Regions from separate parts of the Homo sapiens genome. Here region 2 is linked to region 1. Evidence: read pairs that join two places in POLR2A ChIA-PET (ENCODE). Cell type or tissue: OCI-LY7. All regions are shown on one strand.

Evidence for each region. Peaks named below come from ENCODE experiments on the same cell type or tissue, not always from the same donor. Only the 100,000 strongest peaks of a DNase experiment are listed, where the experiment ranks them.
Region 2: POLR2A ChIA-PET joins it to region 1 with 17 read pairs; 22 of 35 experiments call an interaction of 5 or more read pairs at or near these places.

What each region holds. Positions count from the first base shown.
Region 1 is chr7:100,190,773-100,195,772 of GRCh38, forward strand. STAG3 (STAG3 cohesin complex component) reads left to right here. Exons shown (of 34, transcript NM_001282717.2): 9 at 4,537-4,610. Among named protein-coding and RNA genes, the nearest start is that of STAG3, 15 kb to the left of the region's middle. In OCI-LY7, no CTCF peak of the experiment used is centred here; DNase peaks (open chromatin) are centred at 1,329, 1,889, 2,379, 4,639 and 1 weaker place; H3K4me3 peaks cover 3,506 bases; H3K27ac peaks cover 5,000 bases.
Region 2 is chr7:100,138,919-100,143,918 of GRCh38, forward strand. It overlaps the pseudogene RPL7P60. Among named protein-coding and RNA genes, the nearest start is that of LAMTOR4, 7.5 kb to the right of the region's middle. In OCI-LY7, no CTCF peak of the experiment used is centred here; no DNase peak of the experiment used is centred here.

The DNA of each region.
Region 1 (5,000 bases):
AATCCTTTTTGCTACCTAGCTTATTTCCCCATTTTCTTTGAAACTGTTCTTTCTAAACCAATGACTTCCTAATTCCTAAAGCCAGTAGCCTTTTCTCAGTCTCCCTTTCCCAAATATTTTACATATTTGCTTTACCTATTTTTGCTATTTTAGTGTAAAATATGGACATATAGGTACTTCAGCCCTAAAGACTTAAGTATGTCCTGTCGAAAATGATATGTTGTTCTTACATAATTGAAGAGGTGGGGCCTGTTGTCTTAAAGGATGTTCCCTTTCTCCTTATAATTCTGTTTCCTTGGTGTCTATTGTTCATGTGATCCAGGATTTTTCAATAATGGCACTATGGACGTTGCGGGGCTGTCCTGCCATGGTAGGATGTTTAGCAGATCTCTGGCCTTTATCTACTAGATAGATACCAGTAGTACCCTGCTCCCCCAGCAAGTTGTGGCAGCCAAAAAAATCTTTAGACACTGCTAAATCTCCCCTGGGGAACAAAATTAGCCTCAGTTGAGAACCACTGATCTAATTCCTTTCTTCTCATTTTTGCTAGTTCCACTTCTATTAAACTGCAACTTACTAAAAATTTGTTTTCCAAATTGTTAGAAACATATACGGGCATCATACCTCAAAGATATTGCAGATTCAATTCCAGACCACCATAATAAAGTGAATATTGAAGTACAGTGAGTCACACAATCAAAAAATCAAAATTTTTAATTCTCAGTGCATATGAAAGTTGTGTTTACACTGTAGTCTGTTAAGTGTGCAAGACTATTGTCTAAAAAGCAGTGTATGTACCTTAATTTAGAAATATTTTATTGCTAAAAAATGCTAATGACAATCTGAACCTTTAGCGAGTTAAATCTTTTTGTTGGTGGAGGGTCTTGCCTCCATGTTGATGGCTGCTGACTGATCAGGGTAGTGGTTGCTGAAGGTTAGGGTGGCTGTAGCAATTTCTTGAAATAAGACAACAGTGAAGTTTGCTGCATCTACTGACTCTTCCTTTTACAAAAAATTTCTCTGTAACATGAAATGCTGTTTGATGACATTTTACCCACAGTAGAAATTCTTTCAAAACAAGAGTCAATTCTCTCAAGCCCTGGTGCTGCTTTATCAGCTAAATTTAGGTAATAGTCTGAATCATTTGTTGTCATTTCAACAGTATTCACAACCTCTTCACCAGGAATAGATTCCATTTCAGGAAACCACTTTCCTTGCTCATTCATAAGAAGCAATTCCTTATTTGTTCAAGGTCATGAAATTGCAGCAATTCAGCCACATCTTCAGTCTCTACTTCTAGTTCTCTTGCTATTTCCACTGCACGTGTAGTTTACTTCCTCTACTGAAGTCTTAAACCTCTCAAAGTCATCCGTGAGGGTTAGAATCAACTTAACTCTTGTTAATGTTGATATTTTGACCTCTTCCCATGAACCACAAATGTTCTTTATGGCATTTAAAATGGTGAATCCCGGCCAGGCACAGTGGCTCACACCTGTAATCCCAGCACTTTGGGAGGCTGAGGCAGGTGGACTACGTGAGGTGAGGAGTTTGAAACCAGCCTGGCCAACATGGCAAAAACCCATCTCTACTAAAAATACAAAAATTAGCTAGGTGTGGTGGTGCTGCTTGTAATCCCAGCTACTTGGGAGGCTGAAGCAGGAGAATTGCTTGAACCCAGGAGGCAGAGGTTGCAGTGAGCCAAGATTGCGCCACCACACTCTAGCCTGTGCTATGGAGCAAGACTCCATCTCAAAAATAAATAAAATAAAATAAGATAAAATGGTGAATCCTTCCCGGACGGGGGGTTGAGTTTTTCTGGTTTTGTTTTTTGTTTTGAAGACAGGGTCTCGCTCTGTTGCCTAGACCGGAATGTACTGGTGCAGTCATGGCTCACTGCAGCCCCAACCTCCTGTGCTCAAGTGATGTTCCTGCCTTATCCTTCCAAGTATCTGGTACTACAGATTGCATACCACATCTGGCTAGTTTTTGTTTTGTTTCTGTAGAGACAGGGTCTCACTGTGTTGCCCAGGCTAGTCTTGAACTCCTGGGCTTAATCAGTCCTCCCACCTCAGCCTCCCAAAAAGTTGGGATAGTAGGCATGAGCCACCATGCCTAACCCCAGGAGGTTTTAAATGGACTTTGCCCAAATCATCAGAGGAATCACTGTGGCAGCTATAGCCTTATGAAATGTATTTCTGAAATAATAAGACTTGAAGTTGAAATTACTCCTTGTTTCATGGGCTGCAAAATGGATGTTGTGTTAGTGGGCATGAAAAAAGCAACATGGATCTCCTTGTACATCTTCACCAGAGCTCTTGGGTGACCAGGTGCATTGTCATTGAGCGGTAATATTTTGAAAGGAATCTTTTTTTCTGAGCAGTAGGCCTCACCCATGTGCTTAAAATATTCAGGAAACCATACTGTGAACAGATGTGATATCAGTTAGGCTTTGTTGTTTCATTTATAGAGCATAGGAAGAGTAGATTTAGCATAATTCTTAAGGGCCTTAGGATTTTTAAAATGGTAAATGAGTATTGGCTTCAACTTAAAGTCAGCAACTGCATTAGCCCCTAACGAGGAGTCAGGCTGTCCGTTGAAGCTTTGAAGCCAGGCATTGACTTCTCCTCAATAGCTGCGAAAATCCTAGATTTTCCAATATAAGGCGTTTTCCAATTATAAGGCAGTTTAGTCCACATTGAAAATTCATTGTTTAGTGTAGCCACCTTCATCAGTGATCTTAGCTAGATTTTCTTGATAACTTGTTGCTTCTCTATCAGTATTTGCTGCTTCACCGTGTACTTTTATGTTATGGAGAGGGCTTCTTTCCTTAAACCTCACGAACTAACTTCTAGCTTCAAACTTTTCTTCTGTGGCTTCCTTACTTTGCTCAGCCTTCATAGAATGGAAAACAGCTAGGACATTGATCTGGATTGGGCTTTGGCCAAAGGGAATGTTGTGGCTGGTTTGATCTTCTGTTCGGACTACTAAAACTGTCTCTGTATCAGCAATAAGACTGTTTAACTTTCTTACCCTTTGTGTGTTCACTGGAGTAGCATTTTTAATTTCTTTCAAGAATTTTTCTTTTGCATTCATAACTTGGCTGTTTGGCACAAGAGGCCTAGCTATCGATTGGCCTGTCTTGGTTTTCAACTAAGCTTAATCATTTCTTTTTTTTTTTTTTTTTTTTCTTTTTCAGACGGAGTCTCACTTTGTTGCCCAGGCTAGAGTGCGATGGCGTGATCTTGGCTCACCACAACCTCCATCTCCTGGGTTCAAGTGATTCTCCTGCCTCAGCCTCCTGAGTAGGTGGGGTTATAGGTGCCCGCCACCGCACCCAGCTAATTTTCTGTTTTTAGTAGAGACGGGGTTTCGCCATGTTGGTCAGGCTGGTCTCGAACTGACCTCAAGTGATTTGCCCACCTTGGCCACCCAAAGTGCTGGGATTATAGGTGTGAGCCACTGCACCTGGCCTCTAAGCTTAATCATTTCTAGCTTTTGATTTAAAGTGAGAAACATGTGACTCTTCCTTTCATTTGGACACTTAAAAGGGTTATTAATTGACCTAATTACAATATTTTTGTGTCTCAAGGAATGAATAGGGAGGCCTGAGGAGAGAGAGAGAGACAGAGAAACTCTTGTTGGTAGAGTAGTCAGAACACAGACATTGTTAAGTTTGCCATCTTATATGGGCACGGTTTGTGGTACCCCAAAACAGTTACAGTAGTAACATTAGGCTGGGTGTGATGGCCCATGCCTGTAATCCCAGCACTTTGGGAGAGTGAGGTGGAAGGATCGCTTGAGCCCAGGAGTTCAAGACCAGCCTGGGCAAACATAGGGAGAGCCCGTCTCTACAAAAAAAAAAATTTTTTTTAACTAGCTGGGTGTGGCAGCATGCATCTGGACTCCCAGCTAGTTGGGAGGCTGAGGCAGGAGGATTGCTCGAGTCCAGGAGGTGGAGGCTGCCGTGAGCCATGGTCACACCACTGTACTCCAGCCTGGGTGCCAGAGTGAGACCCTGTCTCATAAAAAAATATGTAACATTAAAGATTACTGATCACAGATAACCATAACAGATACCATAATGAAAAGGTTTGAAATATTGTGAGAATTACCAAAATGTGCCACAGGGACACAAAGTGAGGATATACTATTAGAAAAATGGCACTGATAGGTATGCTCAATGCAGGGTTGTCACACACCTTTAGTTTGTTTAAAAAAAATCCACAATGTCTGCAAATCAATAAAGTGCAATAAAGCGAGATACACCTGTATAATGCCAGCTAGGGCTTCTGAATAGTCCGAATAACCACATGCAGAGGGGTTATTATTTTTACTAAACACAAACCTCTGAGGCATTAGTTGACTATACAGCTTCTTCCAGAATTAGAAGGTTTAAAAGAGAGCATAGGATTACGGGGGTTCACACTATCCTATAATAAACAGGAAGTAGGTGGAAGTTGTAGTTTTTCTGTATCTTCAGGGCCTTATGCTTGTTAGGGTACAAGAAAGATTAACCCGTTTCTCCCTGTCCTCCAGCTCCAAGAGCATCAAGAGGAGATTGAGGGGATGATGAATGCCCTCTTCAGGGGTGTCTTTGTTCATCGGTACAGGTGAGCTAATGGGCCTCTCTCATTGAAGCAGCTGGCCTTTGGTTATGGAATCTGAGGAAGTGAATAAGGTTTTCCCCCCTCCAACCCTTAGTTATTTGGTTAGTCCCAGAATTAATGCAGCTGGAGCAAAAATTCTTGACAACAAATGTTTCAAATTGGTGAGGTTTAGTTTATCACCACCTACAAAGGATCTTGTAAGTGCTTCTGGGAGAAAATAAGAGAATAAAGCATTGCTGAGTATTTTCCTGCTCTGGCTTTGCCCCAGATCTGCCCCAACTCCTCATCTTTCTGGGGTTGGAGACTTGAGGATAAGAGCAGAGAATAGAAAGGCGGGGCTTTTCTGAGGGATGCCTGCTGCCTGGTGAGCCTTCTCCTGGCCCAGCCTGCTGT
Region 2 (5,000 bases), 52 kb before region 1:
CAATGGCACAATCTCGGCTCACTGCAACCTCCGCCTCCCAGGTTCAAGCAATCCTCCTGCCTCAGCCCCCCCAGTAGCTGAGATTACAGGCACGTGCCACCACGCCCAGCTAATTTTTGTATTTTTAGTAGAGACGAGGTTTCGCCATGTTGACCAGGCTGGTCTCGAACTCCTGACCTCAGGTGATCCACCTGCCTCGGCCTCCCAAAGTGCTGGGATTACAGGCGTGAGCTACTGTGCCTGGCCAAGATATCTCCTTTTTGTGGAATTCTTCCCACAACCCCAAAGGCTGAGTCACATACCTTTCCTGTGTATTCTCACTTCTTTTTTTTTTTTTTTAAGATGGAGTCTCGCTCTGTCGCCCAGGCTGGAGTGCAGTGGTGCGATCTTGGCTCACTGCAAGCTCCACCTCCTGGGTTCAAGCGATCCTCCTGATTCAGCCTCCTGAGTAGCTGGGATTACAGGCACCCGCCACCACGCCCAGCTAATTTTTTTTTTTTTTTTGTATTTTTAGCAGAGACGGGGTTTCACCATGTTAGCCAGGATGGTCTCGATCTTCTGACCTCGTGACTCACCTGCCTTGGCCTCCCAAACTGCTGGGATTACAGGTGTGAGCCACCGCGCATGGACTTTTTTTTTTTTTTTCTCAATTTGAGAGCAGTTACTGTTTATTAACTGAAAACATTAGAACAATAATCATGGTAGACACCTTAGTTCATCTAATAAGTCTGTTGATCTGGTCCTCTCTGTTGCCAGTATCTCCACCTTCTACAAAATGGGTGGTCTTTTTCTTCATTCTACCTCGTGGAGAGGATAATTGAAAGGAGCATGGGAAGTTATTTGCTTCTTTGAAGCATTTTCCAACAGTATAGATCTTATGAATCAGATCCTCCATGTAGGTGATGCCATGTTTACCAAGAGATCAAGCAATCAAGTGTTATCTGTCAAAGCAATTCACTTCTTATTGATTTTGCCATAACCACACTTGTAGATTAGTTCAATTACTGACTTCAGATTTGGGTATCCCCATGCAATATATGGTTCCACAATCCTCAGCATGTTTTTTGTTTGTTTGTTTGAGATGGAGTCTTGCTCTGTCACCTAGGGTGGAGCGCAGTGGCGCGATCTTGGCTCACTGCAACCTCTGCCTCCCGAGCTCAAGCGATTCTCCTGCCTCAGCCTCCCAAGTAGCTGAGGCTACAGGCACACACCACCATGTGCGGCTAATTTTTTTGTTTTTTAATTATTTTTAGTAGAGACGAGGTTTCACCATGTTGACCAGGCTGGTCTCCAACTCCTGACCTCAAGTGATCGTACTGCCTCAGCTTCCCAAAATGCTGAGATTACCAGCGTGAAGCACCGTGGCTGGCATCAGCATATTAATTGAAGCCTTGTAGAGCTTCACAAAGGTTCCATTGAAGATTTGAGGAAGATGAAGAAGCTGCAACACCTTTCGGACCTTTGGGCTCACACCATTGATACTGCTGATCCTGATGACCAATGCCAATTTGTGTTCTGCAGGTACACAGAAGTTGCTAGCTTTTCTTGTCATCTTAGCCATTTGAATTTCAGTTCTGTCCATTCGCCTATAGTCCTTGTGATAGTGCTTCGCTTTTTCCTACCTAAGCTTCCTCCTGGCCTCTTGAAGCATCTTTAGGCAAACTTATTTCTCAGGTGCTTGATCTTCAGCTCTGCAAAATTCCTTCGCTTTTTCTTAAGGGTTTCTGGCACAGCAGGAACCTTCTTCTTTTCAACACCCTCCATGGTTCCAGTTGGAAAAGAGCCTCATAGGTCACTTTTTTTTTTTTTTTTTTGAGATAGAGCCTTGTTATGGAGTGCAATGGTGTGATCTCAGCTTGCTGCAACCTCCGCCTCCCGGGTTTAAACAATTCTCCTGCCTCAGCCTCCCGAGTAGCTGGGATTATAGGCACGTACCACCACACCCAACTAATTTTTGTATTTTTAGTAGAGACGGGGTTTCTCTATGTTGGCCAGGCTGGTCTCAAACTTCTGACCTCAGGTGATCTGGCCCGCCTTGGCCTCCCAGAGTGCTGGGATTATAGGCATAAGCCACTTCGCCCAGCCCTCACAGGCTCATTTTTTTTGTTGTTTGTTTGTTTTTGAGAGGGAGTTTCGCTCTTGTTGCCCAGGGTGGAATACGATGGCGCAATCTCGGCTCACCGCAACCTCCACCTCCTGGGTTCAAGTGATTCTCCTTCCTGCCTCAGCCTCCCGAGTAGCCGGGATTACAGGCATGCGCCACCACGCCCGGCTAATTTTGTATTTTTAGTAGAGATGGATTTCTCCATGTTGATCAGGCTGGTCTCAAACTCCTGACCTCAGGTGATACACCCACCTTGGTCTCCCAAAGTGGTGAGATTACAGATGTGAGCCACCGTGTCTGCCCCATAGCTCACTTCTAATCATGACAGTCACCATATGAAACTGAAGCTGCCAGTTACTGGGGCAGCACAATCACACACTCTGATTAGTCATTGCTTTTCCTCTCAAGAAACTGAAGCTAATTCTGGCTGATTACAGATAAAGGGAATTAATAAAAGGATCCTGGGCAGCCCACATAAGTATTAGGAGAATGGAGATGAAAACTTGAATGCTGATCTTCCAAGAACTATGTCCTAAAATCATGCTCAGACCCCCAGTGCTGCAGCCCTACTCATTGGGGTAGGAGAGACTCCTGCTGTCATTCACACTGCACCAAGGATGCATGCCTTTCTGTGCCAGGAGTCTAGCCTCGCAAACTACCACCACTATTGAGGGCCAGGTGCCTCTAATACCACCCTCACCAGCAAAATGGATCCCATGTGGACCTCATTTTCAAGTTGCTCACGTGTGCATTGAAGGAAGTGATATTATGAAAGCCAAGATGAGATAAGATTTCCCAATAAAGGAAGGTGTGGTTGGTCTATGCTGTTTACTAAGCGTGAAAAAAAAGAACAATCTGCAAATGAACTGTGGCTTTTGGCCTGACTACCCCCAATAAAGACAACTGAAAAAAGATTTAAAATAAAAATATTTATGGCTGGGCACAGTGGCTCACACCTGTAATCCCAGCACTTTGGGAGGCCAAGGCGGGTGGATCACCTGAGGTCAGGAGTTCGAGACCAGCCTGGCCAACATGGCAAAACTCCATGTGTACTAAAAATACAAAAATTCACCAGGCATGCTGGTGCACACCTGCAATCTCAGCTACTTGGGAGGCTGAGGTAGGAGAATCGTTTCAACCCAGGAGGTGGAGGTTGCAGTGAGCCGAGATTGTGCCACTGCACTCCAGCCTGGGTGACACAGAGAAACTCTGTCTCAAAAAATAAAATAAAATAAAAATATTTAAAATGCATCAAAGACCTTGTATGACACTGAAGAATTATCAGGAGAGAACAGGGAAAAGGACTGGAGCTCAAATAGATGGCTTAGGGGTGATTCTAAACCAGGGATATTTGTGAGTAAAGACAGCAGAGACATAAAGCTTGGCTTTTGCCATTCTCAAGAGTAGAGTGGGCCGGGTACAGTGGCTCATGCCTGTAATCCCAGCAGGTGGTAGGCCAAGGTGGGAAGATCACATGAGCCCAGGAGTTTTACACCAGCCTGGGCAAAATAGTAAGACCCCATCTCTTTAAAAAAAAAAAAAAAAAAAAACAGCCAGGTGTGGTGGCATGCACCTGTAGTCCCAGCTACTTGGGGGGCTGAGGCAGGAGGATCGCTTGAACCTGGGAGGTCAAGGCTGCATTGAGCTGAGATTGCGACACTGCACTCCAGCCTGGGTAACAAGGTGAGACCCCGTGTCCAAAAAACAAGAGAGATAGAGTGAACATGGGTGAAAGTCCTTCAGCAACTGGGAAGGTAAACTTTAGAGAAGCATCTTCTGCTGTTTGTTGAGACTCTAATCCATGGGCATTCACTGAAAGGCAGAGATGTATTTTTGGTGGCTTTCATGCATTAGCACAATGGGAGTTGGAGCTTAACGTTCACCAAATGGAAGATGCTATGTAACAGTCCCTGTACTGGGTTGAAAACTGAAGAATTTTACTCTGTTTGTTGGGGTAGACTGTACTCCCAGGAATTTTTCTGTGTGGCCACAGAACTTCAAACCATGTGTCTGAACTGTTAAATACCTTAGATATCTAATAGTGGAAACTGTTCAGAGTAAGATAATAGTGCCTTAGGTCTTAACGGTATACATAAAAGTATTTTTTCAAATAAAATGTCCAGAAAACAATCAAATATCACAAAGCAGGTAATAAAGCAGGGCAGCCAGAACAATAGAAACAACAGACTACAGAAACATGGACACACACAGACACACAAGGACTCCAGATGTTGGAATTATCAGACACAGATTGTAACACTTACTATGTTGAAGGAAATGAAAGTCCAATTTTAAGATCTCAGTGGCCGGGCAGTGCAGCTCACACCTGAAATTCCAGCACTGTGCAAGGCTGAGGCACAGATCACTTGAGACCAGGAGTTCAAGAGCAGCCTGGGCAACATAGCGAGACCTCATCTCTGTAACAAACAATAACAAACAAAAATTTAAAAATAAGTTTGTGGATTTAGGCATGTTTGTTATGTTTCAATTCACTGCAGTTATTGTCCTGATTGATTTCAAAATATTCTTTTTTTTTTTTTGTCCAGTGGAAGCCTCTTCAAGTTGGCCTTTGAGTTCTTTTGACACAACCCTAGTCACCAATAAAGTTATCTTTTTATTTATTTATTTATTTGTCTATTCTTTGAGAAGGAGTCACATTCTGTTGTCCAGGCTGGAGTGCAGTGGTGTGATCTCCATTCACTGCAACCTCCACCTCCCGGATTCAAGCGATTCTCCTGCCTCAGCCACCTGAGTAGCTGGGATTACAGGCACATGCCACCACGCCTGGCTAATTTTTATATTTTTAGTAGAGACGGGGTTTCAAAGTGTTGGCCAGGCTGGTCTTTAACACCTGACCTCGTGATCCGCCTGCCTCGGCCTCCCAAAGTGCTGAGAT